Regions from separate parts of the Homo sapiens genome. Here regions 1 and 2 are each linked to region 3. The links are chromatin contacts, found by Hi-C or POLR2A ChIA-PET in ENCODE. All regions are on one chromosome and are shown on one strand. Each heading gives the region's core, a stretch centred on a gene start or an enhancer-like site at or near the end of the contact. The rest is flanking DNA. Distances are from core to core; before and after follow the strand shown.

The links. Hi-C counts contacts between places; a loop is a spot of excess contacts on that map. ChIA-PET counts read pairs that join two places held with the same protein, here RNA polymerase II (POLR2A). Pooled maps may share reads with other maps.
Region 1: a map of HepG2 shows a loop between it and region 3 (23-fold over the local background). The contact joins two enhancer-like sites. A Hi-C loop is called at or near these places in 1 of 168 maps with a recorded cell type or tissue (HepG2). POLR2A ChIA-PET finds 5 or more read pairs at or near these places in 1 of 52 experiments (activated T-cell).
Region 2: a map with no recorded cell type shows a loop between it and region 3 (1.8-fold over the local background). The contact joins two enhancer-like sites. A Hi-C loop is called at or near these places in 1 of 168 maps with a recorded cell type or tissue (naive thymus-derived CD4-positive, alpha-beta T cell), 1 of 37 single-sample maps with no recorded cell type and 7 of 50 pooled maps.

Annotation. Positions count from the first base shown.
Region 1 is chr15:70,786,265-70,789,969 of GRCh38, reverse strand. No RefSeq gene overlaps it. Among named protein-coding and RNA genes, the nearest start is that of UACA, 25 kb to the right of the region's middle. Within about 2 kb of position 1,711, at least 3 of the 41 ENCODE cell types and tissues checked have a DNase peak (open chromatin) inside an H3K27ac peak, as active enhancers do.
Region 2 is chr15:69,523,645-69,527,288 of GRCh38, reverse strand. No RefSeq gene overlaps it. Among named protein-coding and RNA genes, the nearest start is that of DRAIC, 36 kb to the left of the region's middle. RefSeq lists enhancers at 1-514, 515-1,095, 3,623-3,644. Within about 2 kb of position 2,293, at least 4 of the 41 ENCODE cell types and tissues checked have a DNase peak (open chromatin) inside an H3K27ac peak, as active enhancers do.
Region 3 is chr15:70,152,867-70,156,756 of GRCh38, reverse strand. No RefSeq gene overlaps it. Among named protein-coding and RNA genes, the nearest start is that of TLE3, 57 kb to the right of the region's middle. Within about 2 kb of position 2,273, at least 11 of the 41 ENCODE cell types and tissues checked have a DNase peak (open chromatin) inside an H3K27ac peak, as active enhancers do.

The sequences.
Region 1 (3,705 bases), core at 462-2,961, 630 kb before region 3:
AAATACAAAATTACAGGCATGGTGGCGCATGCCTGTAATCCCAGCTACTCGGGAGGCTGAGGCAGGAGAATCGCTTGAACCCAGGAGGCGGAGGTTGTGGTGAGCCGAGATTGCGCCACTGCACTCCAGCCTGGGCAAGAAGAACGAAATTCCATCTCAAAAAAAAAAAAAAAAAAAAGAAACTAGGACTTTAAGTGAAACAACATATAAGGAAATCAATTTTACCATAGGTTAATGACACAAACAATAGTTAAGTTCCCTCAGCATATTTCTGGTGACAAAACTGTCATCAAACTTCTAAATATATGCCAAACTACTCATATTAAACCTTACAATAAATGTGAGCTATGCATGTATTTAAGAAACATTATTAAAAGCAAGTAAGATAATTATTTACATTCTTATTGCAGTTCAGAGCCATGGGTAGCTGGAGCCTGTCCCAGCAGCTCAGGGTGCAAGGTGGGAACCCACCCTGGAGAGGGTGCCATTATCTCACAGCGTGCAGCCACACCCACACTCACACCCACACTCACTCATCCTGAGATGAGGTAGACATGCAAATTCACCTCATGTGCATATCTTTGGGATGTGGGAGGAAACCCACGCAGACATGAGGAGAACAAGCAAACTCCACACAGATGTCGGCCCCAGACAAGAATTTATTTTTTTTTTTTCTTATCAACATTATAACAGAGGCCGGGTACAGTAGCTCATGCCTGTAATCCCAGCACTTTGAGAGGCTGAGGCAGGTAGACACTTGAGGTCAGGAGTTTGAGACAGGGTTCTCTACTAAAATTACAAAAATTAGCCAGGTGTGGTGGCACGTGCCTGTAATTCCAGCTGCTCCGGGCTGAGGTAGGAGAATTGCTTGAACCCGGGAGGCGGAGGTTGCAGTGAGCTGAGATCATGCCACTGAACTCCAGAACTCCAGCCTGGGCAACAGAGTGAGACTCCAACTCAGAGAAAAAAAAGAAAAAAAAAAAGGACAACGTTATTCAAGGCCTTGTTATCCTGTAAAATAAGAGTCACTTGAACCCAAGCACCGTGATACGTGACAGTCGTCTTATAACAGAGATGGCTATCTAGTGACTAACGAGCAGGTAGTGTCTGCAGTGTGGATCCACTGAACACAGGGAGGGTCCACATCCCAGGCTGGATAAAGTGGGACAGTGCACATTTTAAAACTCATGAATTGGTTATTTCTGGAATTTTCCATTTCATATTTTCAAACCTTGGTTGACTGTGGGTAACAAACATCAGAAAGCCAAACCATAGATAAGTGGGGAGGAGACTACCATTTGAGACATGTCTGAGTCATCTTACAGATATAAGGATTTGTGATGCTTAGCATAACCCATAGTTTACAAGAGGTCTAGGGTCCAAAGGTTGGGAACCACTGACCTATTGCATTTATTGACAATGAATCACAGTCCTGGTGATGTTGCTTGCAACTGTCACCTAACTCTTCAGGTCTCACCATCTCCCTCAATTACACTGAATCTTTCCTGAGGACAGGAACGTCCACTTATATGCCTTTGTACACCCACAATGCTAATGGACCCATCAATTAAGGACCATTAATTGAGCACTACCCATGAGGAGGACACTGAATTAGATTCTGTGGGAGGTAGGAAGTGCAGAGTCCAGTTTCTGCCCTTCAGATCTCACATCTGGTTAGAGATATGGCAAATGCCTTTGAGAAATGAGGTAACAATTTAATGGCTAAACTTCAGAGTGAAAGAGAGGTTATGGGATAGATTAGGAAATGAGTTGAACAGATGCTGACTGCTATGAGTACAGAAAAGGAGGAGTTAAGAGTATGCTGCTGAGCTGGAAAACTATGTAGAGGGGTTTGAGTGTGTGAGCCTGAAAAAGGATTAGTACTCAGGCACTTCTTTCAACTCCTGGAAGGTGCTCAGAGAGTAACTGAACAAATACATGCATAAGAGAAACACTTTTGGTCATTTGCTCCAAGATAGGCACAAAGTGAAACCCTTACTTTTTTTTTTTTTTTTTTTTTTTTTGAGATGGAGTCTTGCTCTGTAGCCCAGGCTGGAGTGCAGTGGAGCGACCTCAGCTCACTGCAACCTCCGCCTCCCAGGTTCAGTGATTCTCCTGCCTCAGCCTCCCAAGTAGCTGGGATTACAGGCACCTGCCACCAGGCCTGGCTAATTTTTGTATTTTTAGTAGAGACAGGGTTTTGCCATGTTGGCCAGCTGGTCTTAAACTCCTGACCTCAGGTAATCCACCCGCCTCAGCCTCCCAAAGTGCTGGGATTACAGGCGTGAGGCAATGCATCTGGCTGTGAAACCCTTACTCTTAAAGAACAACATTTACTCTGAAACATACAGAAGTCAATTTTTTGAAGGTGGCAGTGGATGAAGAGGAGATGTGCCCTGAATCCCATGATCTCTTAAGATGTCGCTGGGGTCCAGAAATTGTTTAGGTGAAACTTTCACAGAAGAGAGCACTGATGCTTCAATAGTGAAGTGAGTTGGCCAGGATCATACAATCAGTTAGTTCGCAGCAGAGCTGGGACTTGACCTCTAAGAGCTGGACTTCAGGGCTAGTGTTCTTTCCACTTGATCTTGTTACTCCTAGAATCCCCTCCTTTTTCTTGAACTTGTCAAAACAATTTGTCTAAAAGGAGTTTGCCCAAGCCGAATCCATTACACCACCCTGTTCTAATTGAAATGCTAGACTGATCTTTATTCGCTTACTATCTGAACAGGCCTTAATTAGAAATTAGGAGCAACGCCTGGGTCCTGGCCAATGCCTCAAAGAAACTGTATTGGCACCCGCAATGCTAAAACCATGGTTGTTAAAGACAAACTGCTAATTACAAAATCCAAACCACTGCTTTGTGGGTTGTGGGGATCTCAAGAGAGTGGGTGGGAGATGGGGCCAATTCTGGAGGGGCCTCCTTTATTGCCATTGATTTTTGGCCACAACAGAGAGCTGCCTCCTTTTTTTTTCTTTTTTTTTTGAGACAGAGTTTTGCTCTTGTCGCCCAGGCTGGAGTGCAATGGTGCAATCTTGGCTCACTGCAACCTCTGCCCCCCAGGTTCAAGCGATTCTCCTGCCTCAGCCTCCCGAGTAGCTGGGATTACAGGTGCCTGCCACCACGCCCGGCTAATTTTTCGTATTTTTAGTAGAGATGGGGTTTCACCATGTTGCCCACGACAGGCTGAGCTGCCTCCTCTTGGATGCCACAAACCAATTAGGTTGGGAACCCTTCCAGGGAAGCTGCCTCCATCTGGGAAATATTTGGGCAGCCTGGGTGATCTGAAAAGTCACTGGGGGGGATTGTGCGGTGGCTCAGGCCTGTAATCCCAGCACTTTGGGAGGCCGAGGTGGGTGGATTACCTGAGGTCAGGAGTTTGAGACCATCCTGGCTAACATGGTGAAACCCCGTCTCTACTAAAAATACAAAAAATTAGCCGGGTGTGGTGGCAGGTGCCTGTAATCCCAGCTACTCAGGAGGCTGAGGCAGGAGAATCGCTTGAACCCAGGAGGCGGAGGTTGTAGTGAGCCAAGATCATGCCATTGCACTCCAGCCTGGGCAACAAAAGTGAAACTCTGTCTCAAAAAAAAAAAAAAAGAAAGAAAGAAAAAGAAAAGAAAAAAAAAAATCAACCCCAAATCACCAGATCATCTATGGGCTGAAGTCAAGCTGCTGGGTTAGTCTGTTCCATTAAGAAGTAA
Region 2 (3,644 bases), core at 1,044-3,543, 630 kb after region 3:
AGCCAAGATCGCACCACTGCACTCCAGTCTGGGCGACAGAGCGAGACTCTGTCACAAATAAAAAATAAAAAAATGAAAAGAAGAAAACTAACTTGTAGAGTTAATGGGGAAGGGTAATATCCATCACAGACCCATTGGTTCCTCCTCCTTTGGAATTCACCTAGGTGGGGGGCATTGGGGAGGGCGGGACAGTCTGAGCAGCTTTCAGTTACTTTGGGGCCATGCTGATAGGATGCCGTTTGTGAACCACCTGCTGCAGAAACCCGCTGTCTTGGCTGCTGAGAAACATGAACCCCTTGAGATTGAGCCTTTCATCGAGAAGCTATTAACATACCATCACTTCAACTGTCACACAGACAATCGCCTACCCAGGGTCACAAGAGCCCCCAGGCCCATCACAGTGCCCGACTTTCTGCAATTAGGCCCTCCCTGGGAGGAAGCATTGTGTCTCCAGAAGGCCTCTATTAAATCTCAACATGCAAATGTACGTGCAGCATTTAAGCCCCTTAGCAGGGCCCTCTCTCCCTCCTCTCCATCCCAATGTGACTGTGGGTGGAGACCATGTGACCTCTGCTAGCCATGAAATGTGATTGGAAGGATCACGTATCTCCCCAAGGCTGAGGCAGTAAAAAGCTGTTTACAAATAATGGAACCCCAGACTAACAATGAATTAAGGGTTCTTATCAGCTCATGTAACAAAAAGTCCCAAAATAGGCAACCCAGGGTTGGCTGGGCAGCTCACTAGCTCACATCACCAGGAATCCAGATTCCATGTCTCCGCCAGTTTCACCACAGTGGCTTCTGCCCTCAGTCTTGCCCCTCCTGGTTCCAAGACAGCTGCATGACAGCATATTAATCATCTACTGCTGAGTAACAAACGACCCCAAAACTCAGTGGCTTAAAAAGGCAATAAACAGTTATGATCTCACACGGCTGCTGCAGATGAGGAATTCTGGCACCACGTGGCTGTTGGTTCTGGCTTGAGGTCCCTCATGAGGCGGCAGTCAAGATGCTAGCAGGGCTGCAGCCATCTGAGGGCTGGACTGGGACAGGAGGATGCACTTCCAAAAAGGCTCGCTCACTCACACAGCTGGCGGGCTAGGGCTGCTTGCTGGCAGGGGGCCTCAGCTCCTCCCTACGTGGGCCTCTCCGTAGGCTGTTTGGGTGTCCTCATGACGTGGTGGCTGGCTTCCCCCAGAGTCAGACAGCCGCGAGAGCAAAGCTGAAGCACCAATGTCTTTTATGGCCTTTCCTCGAATGTCACACACTTTCACCTCTGTTACATTCTCTTCATTGAAAGCCAGTCGCTAAGTGTGGCCCACGCTCAGCAGGAGGGGAAATGGGCTCCACCTTTGGAAGCAAGGTCAAAGAATTGGGGGACTTTTTAACTATAACAAATAGTGCCCACACTGGAAGAGAGAAACTCAAGCAAAAGTTTCCTCCCTGCTCTGCCGCCATCGGAGAGAAAGTTTTTCCCAGAAGTCATCGGCAGTCTTTCCCTTAGGTGTAATTGGCCAGAAATGAGTCACATGCTTACCTCTAGACCAATCACTGACAAGGGAAACAGACGCCCATGGCTGGCTTAGACCAATCATGAGTCTTCCTCTGAGATTGGGCACATTTCTGACTTAACAAAATTAGGTTTCGGGTAGCAAGGGAGTAGGGGGAAATGGCCGTTGGGTGGGTGGGCAGGAGTGTCAGCCATGTTGTTCTATTGAGTGGGTAACTGGGAAAAATTAGATGCTGAGGTGGTGATAATCCACAAATAGGAAACCTGGTCATTTATTAACTGCTTTCCATACTATCAGCTAGAAATGAATCCGTTCCAGGATCTGCTCTGTAAAAAGGGTCTGCTCACTGTGGTTGGCGTTTCATCCCTTCGGGCCGTCTGGTTTTAGACTCAGAGGACTCGGCTTAGAGTCCGCGTCTACTATGTGTTGCCTGTGCAGCCCCTAGAAGTACCTTCTCTGAGCTTCAGTTTCCAGCTGCATACACAGGGGATGATCATCGCTACTTCACAAGGCTCTTAGGACTACTGGAATATGCTTTGTAATTCATCTGGGGTTAAGGCCATGTGCATTCTGATCATTGCTGTTTGCCCTGGGTTTGGGGTGAGAGGCCAAATACCACCAGAGGGTTTTTTGTCCCCTCTTTCTTTCCATCTCTAATTTCCAATACACAGTGCCAAAAAAAGAGGAGAACTGAGCACAGAGGCCAAATCCCCAGCATAAAAACAGTGGTGCCATTGTAAACGCCTCCAGCGATTGCGCCCCACCCAGCTGAGGAAGCCCCATTCCCAGCCCCACTTAACAACGTGCGGCCTGATTTAATATGAGCAGCTGATCTCATTGCTTCCATAGCAAGTTTAATTTGCTGGGAAAGCGAGTTGGTGAGGTTCTAATAATGCAGAGCCGCAAATAATACCAAAGAGAGTTTGCATTATGATAACTTTCCAATTAAAATGGATTAATGGAGGAGAAACAGCAGCAGTAGTGTCTAGACAACATATTACTGAATCCTTGGAGAGGGAGATGGAAAGGAGTTGGGGGAACAAGCGGCAGCAAGATAAACAGGTGAACTTTATAAGTTGGAGGCACACTTGTGTGGGTGTGACGGGAAGTACCAGGGAGGGCTCCTTACCCCTGGTGCCCCATCAGTTACAATACCTGGACTTTGCACCATTTGAGAAAACCAGTCTTTTAGGACCCAGAGGCCTTTGGTCTTTTGGATTCCTTATTAAAATGCAAACAGCACCTTCCGTTTCCTCGGCTGACCTTACAGCTGGGATTAGCCTGCAGCTACTGGAGAGCAGACTGTGTGACTGTGCGACAGAACAGAGGCCCCGGCTGAGCCTTGGAAGACCCACATCGACCAGGTGTTGACACCTGTGGTGTTCTTGTCAGGGCTTCACTACAGGACTCAAAACAAATCCTCCATAACTATGCTAGTAACCCCCTGACCTCTGACCACTGCTGAGTGATCCAAGGGGTCCATCTAGAACCTCTATCCCAGCAACCTGAATTTTAGACCTGAGAGATACAGGGTCTGGGCTGGACTGGGGCTAGTGCTCATCCCTGAGAGCAGGTTCAGGACAGAAAGAGCCACAGACTGTTGCTGCCAATCTTGAGCTACCCCGGGCCCCACCCATGGAGGCCAAATTAGTTGATTTTCTTGCCATTCTGTGAAATCCCCCCAGGATCCATGTTCCTCTCCTTTGCTTAAACTGACTAGACATTTCTGATGCCTGCAAACAAAAGAGCTTTAATCTATCACTTCTTACTTGTGGGACCTGGTGAAAGTCATTTAACCTCACTGAGCCTCTGTTTTCTCTCCTGTAAGATGGGAGATACACACATCCCCACCTTGCAAGGTTGGTTGCCTCCTGTATTGGTAACATGATGTGTTAGGGTTAGATCACCATTTAAGTCCCTCTCAGCCCTGAAGTTCGGAGATCGTAGAAGTAATCCTTGAGGGATAGGGGAAGAGGCTGGCTGGACCACAGAGGCCAGGAGACCAAGAAGCCCAAGGACCTAATTCCACCAGCATCAGTAACTTGCAGGGCATAATAAATATCTCAACACCAGAACTGAGGCTCCTTGCAGAAATCTCCAAGGCTCCCCTATGCCTGGGAAGGCTCTGATTTC
Region 3 (3,890 bases), core at 1,024-3,523:
GAAAATGGAAAAGGAGGAGAATGAGCAGACAGGGGAGGAGGGGGCATCTCGCCCAGAGGGAAGACAGCACCCTATTTAGGCCAGACCAAGGGCAGCTCTGCCCAGCTATCTCTGCACTACCTTTTAGCACTTTAATCAAATGCCTTACGAATGGGTTTGCCCGGATGTCAAAAATCCAATCGGATACATTTATTGGCCTGACAACCAATTTTCTGCTATGTATCATCAGGGACTGATGGTCCATTCTCAGCAGCAGGGCAGTTGGCGATAATGGAGCTGGGAGAGCCATTGTGTGCCCTCAATATTGTTTCAGGCTGTCAGTAGGGAAGGAAAGGAGCCTGGGCCCACAGGGCGGGCAGACAGACAGACAGAGGGACAGAGGGTGCCTTGAGCCTTTAATCCCTGCACAGTGGGACAAGTGCTGGAAGGAGGGGAGAGATCAGGGAAGCTGGCAGGCCATCCACAGTCCACACAACTTGGGGCACTGCCCTTTCCTAACCTGGGCTTCCTTGGGGTCCTCACCAGCCATGTCTGAAGAATGGGGGAGCAAGAACCCATCAGTACTGACGTGAAGACCACATGGATTCAGGCAGCATCTACTTAGCCTCCTCAGCCTGCAGGGCACCGAGCTAGACAGCTGATGAGGTGACTCCAGGCCTTGGGGAGCTTCCAGGAGAGTAAGAGAGATCAAATTAGAGGGCTGGAGGAAACTGCAACCCCTCTCCCCTTGCCTGCCTTTCCAACTGGCCCTGAGGAGCCCTAGGAGTCTCCAGGAGCACTGCCCCCTCAGAGTTGCCCAAAACCCGAAGACTCCGTCCCCAGCCTCCACTTCAACCACCGCAGCATCACTTACATCTTTTATGCTTTTTCTATGTTGGGCTTCTGGGTAAGATCGCCTTCGATAGAAGAGCTATCAAAGATAGAGGACAAAGGATTGTCCTCTAAAAAGAAAAGTATAAAAAGCACTGACAGAGTCCAATCCTCTCATTTTATCAACAGGGAAACTGAGCCCCAGGGCAGCGATGGGACTCCAAGGCAGCCTGGGGGAGGACACACCCAGTGAGCCTTGAAGGACAACCAGTATCTCCCCCACTTCAAGAGACAATGAGAGGGGGGTGGAAACACGACATTGCCCATGCCTGTCCCACCTGGCGGCCTTTGCTCAGGGTCCTGTCACCTGGAGGGTCCCGGCCACCTGTTCCCTGGGCCTCATTTGCTCACTTTCTCCTGCTTTGACAGGCTCATGCCTCCTCCTCCACAAAGCCACCCCATTCAGAATGAATGGTCTGCCCCCCTTGTTCTTGAAACAGATTATTTGTGGGGCAGTTTAGCTCTTCTATCATTTTGCCCAGCTCTGTGGCCATATTGGTGGTGCCAGTGCCTTCCAGCCCAAGCTGCCAGAAACACATCTATATTTGAACAAAGGCGGGTGTATTACCCATTGCAACAGGGAGAACACGCGCCACAGGGAATGGCGAGGCAGCTCAGTGAGAGAGTGCTGGAAATGAGTTACAGGATCTGGGCTAGTGTGAGGTGCTCCAGGGAGCAGAGCTTGGTTCTGGAGGGAGTGCTATCAGGAAGAAAGTGGTGGGGAGTAATTCTGTGTCTGGGGATCTTATCTAGAAGGAGGGAAGCAGAGAGCACAGCTGAAGCTGTAATTGGTAAAGAAGCAGTAGTCCCTGATGTTCGCCAGGACAGGGGGGTGTTTGGTGATCTTTGTGGTTTGGACAGTGTTCTTGTTTTTGTCTGTGTTCAGACACAATTACGGAGTGGTCTTGTTTTCGTCTTGCTTGTGGCCTTGTCTGATGTTTATATTCTGGGAAATTGTTTATGTTCAATAAGAGATTACCGCAGCCAGGCTGGGAATGCCAGGGCAGCTCCGGCTCTCAGGGGCTGTCTGTCCTCCAGGGCAGGGGCTGAGCCCAGAGCCCAGAGCCCGGCACAGAGCAGGCGCTTTAGCAGTTGTGTTCCACATAGTCCAAGAGGCTGGGGTGTGCAGGGCGGGTTTGAGGAATCAGTATGGCTGAACCAAGGGCATGGCAGTGAGGCGTGCAGCTGGAGGTCAGGAGCAGGCCTCGAATGCCAACTAACACACGCTATAACCGAGGTGACTGCACTCTGGAAGGTATAAAGTACGGGTGGATGGTGAGGATTAGTCTTATCTCCAGCTCCTTCCTCCCTGGACATTGGCCGGGAGGCTCACAAGCTGTTCAGCAATCTTGCCAGCCTCAAGAGACAGGAAGAGAGAGAAAGCAGAGCTCAGCAGAAGCCGGAGAAGCCCAGCCTGGGTGGGCGGGCCAGCGAGGAATGCTATTTATCCCGAGGATGCCCCTGACCTTTCCCCGCACAACAGGGACAGACGCGCGGAGCCTGGCTGCATCCTTCTCCTTTAAAACAAGAAATGGAAGCATTACTCACCAAGCCCGGACATTTATCATGGTCTGGGGACATTAATTTGACAGTGTGTCATTTTCCATTTGGTTTGGGCCCGGTGGAGGCTGCCCTCGAAACACCTTCAATTAAATGCAGCTAATAACACAGAGCTATTTTGAGCAAGGAGGGCCCTCTGCCTCCCCCCCGAGCTCTGATGTGCGTGTGTTGTTGGGGGAGGGGGCTGCTGCAGGGAGGTTGCCGTTCATCATGATCCCAGCGCCGGGATCCTTTCCCACAAATCTAGGCCTTGCCCCAGTCATAGGCAGGTGAATCGCACACAGGACGGAGAGGATGGGGAGAGTGGCCACCGCATCCCCTGGGATGAGAAGATTTCAGTCAGCGGCCTGGCTGTGTTGCAGCCCTTCCCCTAAGAGGAAGGAAGCCACGGTTCTTGCCTAGCAGAGAGAAAGCACAGATTTTGGAGTCCAGCAGACTTGGAGGTGGATCTCAGCTATTCTGCTTCCTGCTGTGTGGCTTCAGGCAAGTCCCATAGCCTTCCTGAGCCTCAGCTTCTCACCTGTAAAATGGAAGCAAGAGTTCCTCTTTCATGGAGTGGTATGAGGAGTCACAACATTTTATGAGCTCAAATAAAATAATACATGCATGAAGCTTGTTAATTCATTAGTGGTAATTCAAAATCCTCTTTTATATTTTCCAAATTCAAAATTTGGGGAAAGACTATTAAGTGCCCAACACTGGAACTCAGAAAGTGACAGAGTGCTTCAGGAAAGCACACAGCCTCCAGAGTTAGAAACATCTGGATTTCAATCACAGCCCAGCTGTCAACTAGCCGTGTGATTTGGGGCAATTTATTTAACCTCCATGTGCCTCGGTTTCCTCATCTATAAGATGGTGTTAACCATGCCAACCCTCCCTGGAACTGTTGAGAAGATGAAACAATATGGCATGTATAGTACCAGCAGATAGTAGACGCTCAGTTCCTGTTAGCTCACTTGTTGTTTTTTGCCCAAGTCCTGAGTCTAGAAAATAAGCACAGACGGTGGTGGTTCCTACATTTCACATGTGTGCTAAGCATTGGATATGAATGTTCCTAGTTTAATCTTAAAAATGCCATAAGGTAGGTGCTAGTAGTAGATTGAGCCATATGAACTGTGTTGCTGTTGTAGGTCAAAAATGGTTGACTACTAGCAATTTCATATGTTCCATCTAACATCTTCCATTTTACTGATGAGGCACCTGGGGCTGGGGATGTTGATGTGCTCACATCGGGTACTTGGACCAGTAGTGGAGCTGAGATGGCTCCTGGCAGTAGACACTGGAGCCTCTTGGCTTCAGGCTTGATGTGGAGGGACAGCAGGCCCACGAGAAGCCCCCAGACCGTAGGGAATAAAGGACAACCACCACGGGTCCTGCTTTCACAGGTTGGTCCCCTGTTCCCCTGAATAGATTCAAACCTGTTGGCACCAGAAACACTTGGTCAGACTCAGTTAAAAGTC